Linked DNA regions of Homo sapiens: region 1 is linked to region 2. A link is a contact called in ENCODE Hi-C or POLR2A ChIA-PET data. All regions are on one chromosome and are shown on one strand. The core of a region is the stretch at or near the end of the contact, and the rest is flanking DNA. Distances in the headings are between cores, read along the strand shown.

Evidence for each region. A loop is a pair of places that touch in the nucleus more often than their neighbours do. ChIA-PET counts read pairs that join two places held with the same protein, here RNA polymerase II (POLR2A).
Region 1: a map of breast epithelium shows a loop between it and region 2 (13-fold over the local background). The contact joins two enhancer-like sites. A Hi-C loop is called at or near these places in 1 of 168 maps with a recorded cell type or tissue (breast epithelium) and 1 of 37 single-sample maps with no recorded cell type. POLR2A ChIA-PET finds 5 or more read pairs at or near these places in 6 of 52 experiments (Caco-2, WTC11, activated CD4-positive, alpha-beta T cell and 3 more).

The regions. Positions count from the first base shown.
Region 1 is chr17:77,340,111-77,343,955 of GRCh38, forward strand. All of the region lies in intron 2 of SEPTIN9 (septin 9), which reads left to right. Among named protein-coding and RNA genes, the nearest start is that of MIR4316, 55 kb to the right of the region's middle. Within about 2 kb of position 2,406, at least 10 of the 41 ENCODE cell types and tissues checked have a DNase peak (open chromatin) inside an H3K27ac peak, as active enhancers do.
Region 2 is chr17:77,303,942-77,307,760 of GRCh38, forward strand. SEPTIN9 (septin 9) reads left to right here. Exons shown (of 12, transcript NM_001113491.2): 2 at 3,200-3,256. Among named protein-coding and RNA genes, the nearest start is that of SEPTIN9-DT, 24 kb to the left of the region's middle. RefSeq lists enhancers at 1-668, 3,106-3,250 and a cis regulatory region at 3,171-3,184. Within about 2 kb of position 1,335, at least 3 of the 41 ENCODE cell types and tissues checked have a DNase peak (open chromatin) inside an H3K27ac peak, as active enhancers do.

The DNA.
Region 1 (3,845 bases), core at 1,156-3,655, 37 kb after region 2:
GAGCCACCGTGCTTGGCCCTTTTTTGTTTTTTTGTTTTTTTTCAAATTGAGACAGAGTCTCCCTCTGTTGCCCAGGCTGGAGTACAGTGGCACGATCTCGGCTCACTGCAACCTCCGCCTCCTGGGCTCAAGCGGTTCTCCTGCCTCAGCCTCCCAAGTAGCTGGAATTACAGGCGTGTGACACCATGCCTGAATAATTTTTGTATTTTTAGTAGAGATGCGGTTTCACCATGTTGGCCAGGCTGGTCTCGAACTCCTGACCTCAAGTGATCCCCCCGCCCCAGCCTTCAAAAGTGCTGGGATTACAGGCGTGAGTTGCCGCACCAGGCCTCAATGGGTTTTTAATATTCAGTAAACCATGCTGTAAACAGATGTGCTGTCAAGTAGGGCCTGTTATTCCATTTCTGAAGCATAGACAGAATAGATTTGGCAGAATTCTTAAGGGCCCTAGGATTTTTGGAACGGTCAATGAGTATTGGCTTTAACTTACGGTCAACAGCTGCGTTAGCCTCTCATGAGAGTCAGCCTGTCCTTTGAAGCTTTAAAGACAGGCATTGACTTCTCCCCTCTAGCTATGAAAATCCTAGATGACATCTTCTTCCAGTAGAAGGTGGGACATCTATGCTGAAATTCTGTTGCTTAGTGTAGCCACCTTCATCAGTGCTCTGAGCTAGATCTTCTGGGTAACTTGCTGCCGCTTCTCCATCAGCACCTGCTGCTTCACCTTGCACTTTTACATTATAGAGATGGCTTCTTTCCTTAAACTTCATGACCTGACCTCTGCTAGCCTCAAACTTTCCTTCTCCAGCTTCCTCACTTCTCTTAGCCTTCATACCATTGAAGAGAGTTAGGGCTTTGCCCTGGATTAGGCTTTTGTTTAAGGGAATGTTGTGGCTGATTTGATCTTCTATCCAGACCACTCAAACTTTCTTCATATCAGCATTAAGGCTGTTTTGCTTTCTTCTTCTTCATGTGTGCACTGGAATCGCACTTTTAATTTCTTTCAATAACTTTTTCTTGGCATTCACAACTTGGCTAGCTATTTGGCATAAGAGATCTCACTTTTGCCTGTCTTGGCTTTCGACACGCCTTCCTCACTCAGCTTAATCATTTCTAGCTTTTGATTTAAAGTGAGAGACGGGTGACTCTTCCTTTCACTTGAACACTTAGAGGCCATTGTAGGGTTATTAATTGGCCTAATTTCAATATTGTTGAGTCTCAGGGAATAGGGATGCCTGAGCAGAGGGAGAGAGAGCGGGGAACAGCCAGTCAGTGGAGCAGTCAGAACATACAACGTTTATTGAATAAGTTCACTGTCTTATCTGGATGTGGCTCGTCATGCCCCAAAAACAACTGCAATAATGGCATTGAAGATCACTGATCACTGGGCGCGGTGGCCCATGCCTGTAATCCCAGCACTTTGGGAGGCCGAGGCAGGTGGATCACCTGAGGTCAGGAGTTTGAGACCAGCCTGGCCAACATGGTGAAACCTCGTCTCTACTAAAAATACCAAAATTAGCCAGGCGTGGTGGCGGGTGCCTGTAGTCCCAGCTACTGGGGAAGCTGGGGCAGAAGAGTCGCTTGAACCTGGGAGGTGGAGGTTGCAGTGAGCCGAGATCACACCACTGCACTCCACTGCACTCCAGCCTGGGCAACAGAGCGAGACTCCATCTCAAAAAAAAAAAAAAAGGGCCGGGCGCAGTGGCTCACGCCTGTAATCCCAGCACTTTGGGAGGCCGAGGCGGGCAGATCATGAGGTCAGGGGATTGAGACCATCCTGGCTAACACGATGAAACCCCGTCTCTACTAAAGATACGAAAAAAATAGCCGGGCGTGGTGGTGGGTGCCTGTAGTCCCAGCTACTCGGGAGGCTGAGGCAGGAGAATGGCGTGAACCCGGGAGGCGGAGCTTGCAGTGAGCCGAGATCGCGCCGCTGCACTCCAGACAGAGCAAGACTCTGTCTCAAAAAAAAAAAAACAAAGAAAGAAAAAAGAAAAAAGAGATCACAGATCACCATAGCAGATATAATAATAATGAAAAAGTTTGAACTATTTCAAGAATCATCAAACTCCTACACAGAGACACAGTGTTAACATGTTGTTGGAAAAATGGTGCCAGCAGACTTACTTGATGCAGGGCTGCCACGAACCTTCAATTTGTAAAAAGTGCAGTATCTGTGAAGCACAATGAAATGAGGTGTGCCTGTGTTCCTTGTCACTGTAATGTCGGTAGGATCCGTAAGGAAAACACTTCATTCCTTTTATTGTGACTTTATGTTCGCCATCTCCCTCTCATCAGCAGCCTGGCTAGGAGGTTATCAATCTAGATCTTTTTAAAGAACCAGCATTGGACTCCCCTTTTCTGGTGTCCATTTCCTTGAGTTTCTCTGTTATCTTCATTACTTCCTTCCTTGTACTTGCTTCAGCGCATTAGTCAGGGCCCAGTCAGGAAACAAAAACCACACCGGCAATTTGAATAGCAACTTGTAATATAAAGTGTTCTTAACTGTAAGAGGTAGTTAACTATTAAAGGGATCACAAAGGGGTGACATTGTGATATAAGAAAGATGTATTTGGGCTGGGCTCGGTGCAGTGGCTCATGTTTGTAATCCCAGCACTTTGGGAGGCTGAGGCAGGCGGATCCCTTGAGCTCAGGAGTTTGAGACCAGCCTGGGCAACATGGTGAAACCTCATGTCTACCAAAAATACAAAAAATTATCCTGGCGTGGCGGTGTGTGCCTGCGGTTCCAGCTACTTGGGAGGTTGAGGTGAGAGGATAGTTTGAGCCCGGGAAGGCAGACGTTGTGGTGAGCCGAGATTGCACTACTGCACTCCAGCCTGGATGACAGAGGGAGACTCTGTCTCAAAAATCAATGTATCTGTCTGTCTGTCTGTCTATCTATCTATCTATCTATCTATCTATCTATCTATCTAGTCTCTGTCCCCCAACTTTGTTTGGCATGTAGCTCCTAAAACTCTTGAAATCTCCAAAGTGATGGGTGTCTTTTTGTTTGCTAAGGAGGCGACTGGTGGCTGGAGGCTCCTGGACAGCCTGGGGATAAGGGCTGGTTGCCAGGGGACCCAGCCTTGTGATTAGAAGGCTAGAACTTGCAGCCTTTCCCATCCACCTCCTGCGAGGCAAGAGGGGATGAAGGTTGAGTTGATCATCAATGGCCAAAGATTTCATGTCATGCTTATGTAGTGAAGCCTCCCTGAAAACCCAAAAGGATGAGGTTTGTAGAGTTTCAGGTTGTTGAATACCTGCAGGTGCTGGGAGGGCAGTGTACCCTCCCGTGGAAGCTCCATGCCGCTTCCTTCATACCTTTCTTATGCATCTCTTCCAGTTGGCTGTTCATTTGTATCCTTTGAAATATCATTTGTAATAAGTCAGCAATTTTAAGTAAACTGATTTCCTGGGTTCTGTGAGTCACTCAAGCAAATTATTGAACCTGAGAAGGGAGTTGTGAAGACCTCAAATTTGTAGCCAAGTCAGACAGAAGTTATGGGTAACCTGGTGTCTTACCACTTGCGACTGATCTCTGAAGTTGAGGGCAGTCTTGTGAGATGGAACCCTTAACCTATGGGATCTGCACTAACTCTGGTTGGTGTCAGAATTGAACTGAATTGCAGGACACCCAGTTGGGGACTGCTGAGTATTGGAGAATTGCTTGGGGGTCGGCGGGAGGAAACCACACATCTGGTGTCAGAGCTGAAGCACTGAGTGTTGTGAATGAGAGTGGAGAGATAGAGTTTGTTTTGCCTTATGCAAGAGGACTCTAAGGAGTATAGAAAGAGCAAATATGAGAAGCAGCTACTTTAGAAGAAAACATAGGAGGAAAGCTTCGT
Region 2 (3,819 bases), core at 85-2,584:
AACTCAAATACTTTCATCTGGGATGACTCCAGACAGCTAGATTTCAATTGTCTTCTCTCCTTCTGAGTATGTTTTATTTTAAAATCACATAAAGATAACTCACTTCTCAACTGGAGCCACGGAATCGTTAGATGTCTTGGAGACTTTTCTAGCTACCTCTTTGCTGGACTCAGACACAGGCCTGAATAATTAGGTCCAAGGAGCTGAACTGGAGCCGCTCGTGGCCAGAGGTCCCTTCCTGGGAACAGCAGTGGCGGCAGCGGCTGCGCTGAGCCTGGCAATTTGTTCAAGAGCAGGGGATGCTCAGGCTGCGCTCGCCCCCTTCTTATGAACGGTTTGCTTTGCGTCTTCTCTGTGCCAAGGGCTGCCAGGCACCAGATGCCCATTTTAGGAAATCAGAAAAATAAACAGTGTAAATAAAACAAAAACTCCACCCAAGAAATCTGAGACAGATGCTGTTTTCCCCACCGTTTCTCCACCCCCATGCTGGGTTTGGAGAGAGTGGGCCAGCATGTTTCCTACGGATAAGAGGCCCTGGGGTATTTAACCTGGATGGAACCTCTTCTATTTTCCTTTTGCCTGGTGCTAGGGGGCAGAAGGCAGGGGTGGTGTCCATCTGGCCCAGGGAGGAGGATAGGGCAGCCTTTGTCGCCGGCATCCCCTGCAGAGATGTCTCAGCCAGAAGTGACTCCATCCTCAGGAACGTGTGTCCTGTTCTTTGCTGGGCGGCCCCTCCTTACCCCCCATTGTTTCCACAGTGGGGTGTGCTAGATTTATGGGCAGAGTTCTGGTTCACTCTCAGCCCCGGACAGCAGAATGTCCCAGTAGTGCACTGATGGTGTGTGCGTGGGGATGTGTGGAACAGGGGATAGTGACCCCGTGTGCGTTATATGCAGTGCGGCTTCCAGTCGGGTGTGTGAAGGGGGTGCTCATGGCCATCGTGGAAGTGAGCTCAGCTGGGGCTGGAGGGTCCAGGCTCACTGTATGCCACTCAGCAGCCTTGGGAGTGGGGTTCATCCTCCTCCCCGCTCCTCTCCCCTCCTGGTCCTGGGCAGCCCACCGGAGCTGCACTCTGGGCCATCTCTCCTGGTCTTAAGGAGGCTGTCATTTCTGGGAGGCAGATGCTGGCCCTTCCATCCTTGCTTCCTGGAGATCTGCGCCGAGGTCTGCCTTTCTGTCTGGAGGGACTGGCCAGGAACCCCTGGGTTTTCCTGGTGGGGTTTTTGTTGCTTAGCAGTGAGCAGAGTGAGTGGGCACCAAGAGGAGGATGCTGGGTGAGGTCACGGACATGGCTGGGGCAGGCTGGGGGTGCTGGAGGTGAATTCCGCAGCTGTGCGACCTTGGGCAGTTTGCCCAGCCCTGGGCCTCGCTTCCTCCTCTATGAAATGGGGCGGGAGCACCTGCCTGCTGGGGTTGTGGGTTGGGTGAATCGGAGCTAAGGTACAGCTCACAGCCTGCCGTCAGACCCTCGCAAGCAGAAGTGGGTGTCCCTGCTCAGCGTCCTCCGGTCCCTCCTTCAAGGCTCAGCTTTGTCCTCATCTCCTCCATGAAGCCTCCCTGGTTACTCCAGGAGTCACGACCCACACCCTCTTTGGAGCCTTGTGTCACACGCATTTCTCACGGTGTTGCTTTCCCTGGAGGATGGGTTCAACTAAAATTGGGGCCCATCTGGGGGTTCCCTCCAGCACCAGAGAAGCTCAGGCTTAGTAGAGATGGGTACCCTGTCAATACTAGTTCCGCGAAGGATACACTGTGCTCATTCTGCTGCCAGTTGCTGAGTCTGGTGTCCTGTAGTTATGGAACATGTGTACAGGCCTGGGCTGCTGGACACGAAGGCCAGATGGGCAGTTCACTCTGCCTCCGCTCTGAGCCTTTAGAAACAAGCTGGCTGCACCCATTTCCATCTGGTCACAGTTTAGGAGTGGGGTTGTGGAATGGATGGAAGGAAGGATGAGTGGGTGGGTGGGGGGGTGGGTGGGTGGGTGGATGGATGGATGGATGATGGGTGGATGGGTTGATGGATGGGTGGATTAGGTGGACAGGTGAATGGATTGGTGGGTGGGTGGGTGGGTGAAGGGCTGAATAGGTGGGTTGGGTGGATGGGTGGATGGATGTGTGGAGGGGTGGTGGGGTGGATGGGGTCCATGGGTGAATGGATGGATGGATGGGTGAATGGAGTAAATGAGTGGGTGGATGGATGGATGGATGCTGCAAGAGCCTTTCTGGAGGGTTCCAGGGAGGAACTGGCATCTTTGACCAGCAGCCAGCATGGTGATCAGATACAGGGAGGTGTCTGGGTCTGCCTGATCCCTTATCTCACTGTTGGTGGGACTGGGCTGGTTATGTGTCCCTGAAGCTCTCTGAAGGGTGGCTGTATGGCATTGCCCAGGGGACATCCCCAGAGTGCCGTGCTCTACAGCAATAGGGTGGCCGCCTGTGCTCCCAGGGCCGCTCCTCCTGGCAGCCTTTCGGGTTTGCTTGGCTTAGCACCTCAGCAAATCTCCTCGAGTTAGGACTTGCCTGCCATGAGCCTCTCCAACAAGCAGCCCCAGGCCAAGGCCTGTGTGTGGGCAGAGGGAGCGCATGCCGCGGGAGGCTGCATTAATCTGAGGTTCTGTTTTTGTTCCCTCCTGGGGCAAAAGGTAAAAATAGCCTGTCCCACTCCATCCCCAAATCCAGCCCGGCTGCACCCAGCCCTGGGAGTGAAGGGGGCTGGGTCAGGACTGCCCGTGAGTTGTAGACCCTGGTGTAGGGAAACCCTGATTCATAAGACGGGTGGACATGGAGGAAGGAGGAGACTCCGTCCAGCAGAGACACGCTTGGGTGCAGCCCAGCTTGGAGTCTGATGGACGTGGGCTCACCTGTGTGCAACTCTCATTCACTGTGTGGCCACAGGGAAGTGACACTCTGTGGAGACTCAGATTCCTTATCTGCAAAACAGGGGTAGTAGGGCTTGGGGGAGGATGTGTGTGAAGGTTTGGCCCAGGGCCCCTCCAGCAGCCAGACAGCAGTGGCTGTCATCCCTCCAGCGTCCAGGGTTACCTGGGGGAGTAGGGCCTCTGTCCCCAGATGGGCCCCGTTTCTGGCTCTGGAACTCACAGCAGGAGCAAAGGCGAGGACATTCCTGGTGTTAATCATCCACCCGGAGGGAGAGCGCCAGTGGCCTTGTGTGACCTTTGCCCTTTGTCTCTGTCTTTAGGAGGCACGCGGACCTCCAGTGGCCGGCTCCGGAGGCTTGGTGACTCCAGTGGCCCAGGTAGGTGGCTCGCTCCGCTCTGGCCCCACCCAGCTCATGGGTGTGTTTGTGCTGGGGTCCCTTCATTCTGGTCTGGGACCTGCCTCCCCACCTGGCTTCCCTGGATGAGTGGGGCCACTTGCCCATTTCCCAGGGAGACGCAGTCTTTGACGGCTTTGGACTCAGGTGGCTTCCAGGCCTGTCGACGCTGCCCTGCTGGAGATGATCCTTGTGGGGGCAGGGGCAGCCACCCCCAGGCTCAGGGAGCAAGCCCGTGTGTGCGGGACAGAGGAGAGAACAGGAGATAGATAGGGCTGGATGATTTGGTTTGAGATGCTGAGGGGACAGATGTGCCATGGACAGGTGGCTTTGGCCGTGAGCCTCTCGGTGTTGGTTCAGTATCTGTGGGCTCCCTGCAACCTTGCAGGATGGAAGATGCTCCAGGATAGAGCAGATACGTCCGGTGTTATCTAGGAGGAAATAAGTGGGCCTCTGGCAGTGGTCACTGTGCTACTCCTTGTGCTTTTTCCATGTGTTTGGAAATTTTCCACACTAACCAGTAGGGAAGGGAAACAGATGCACCC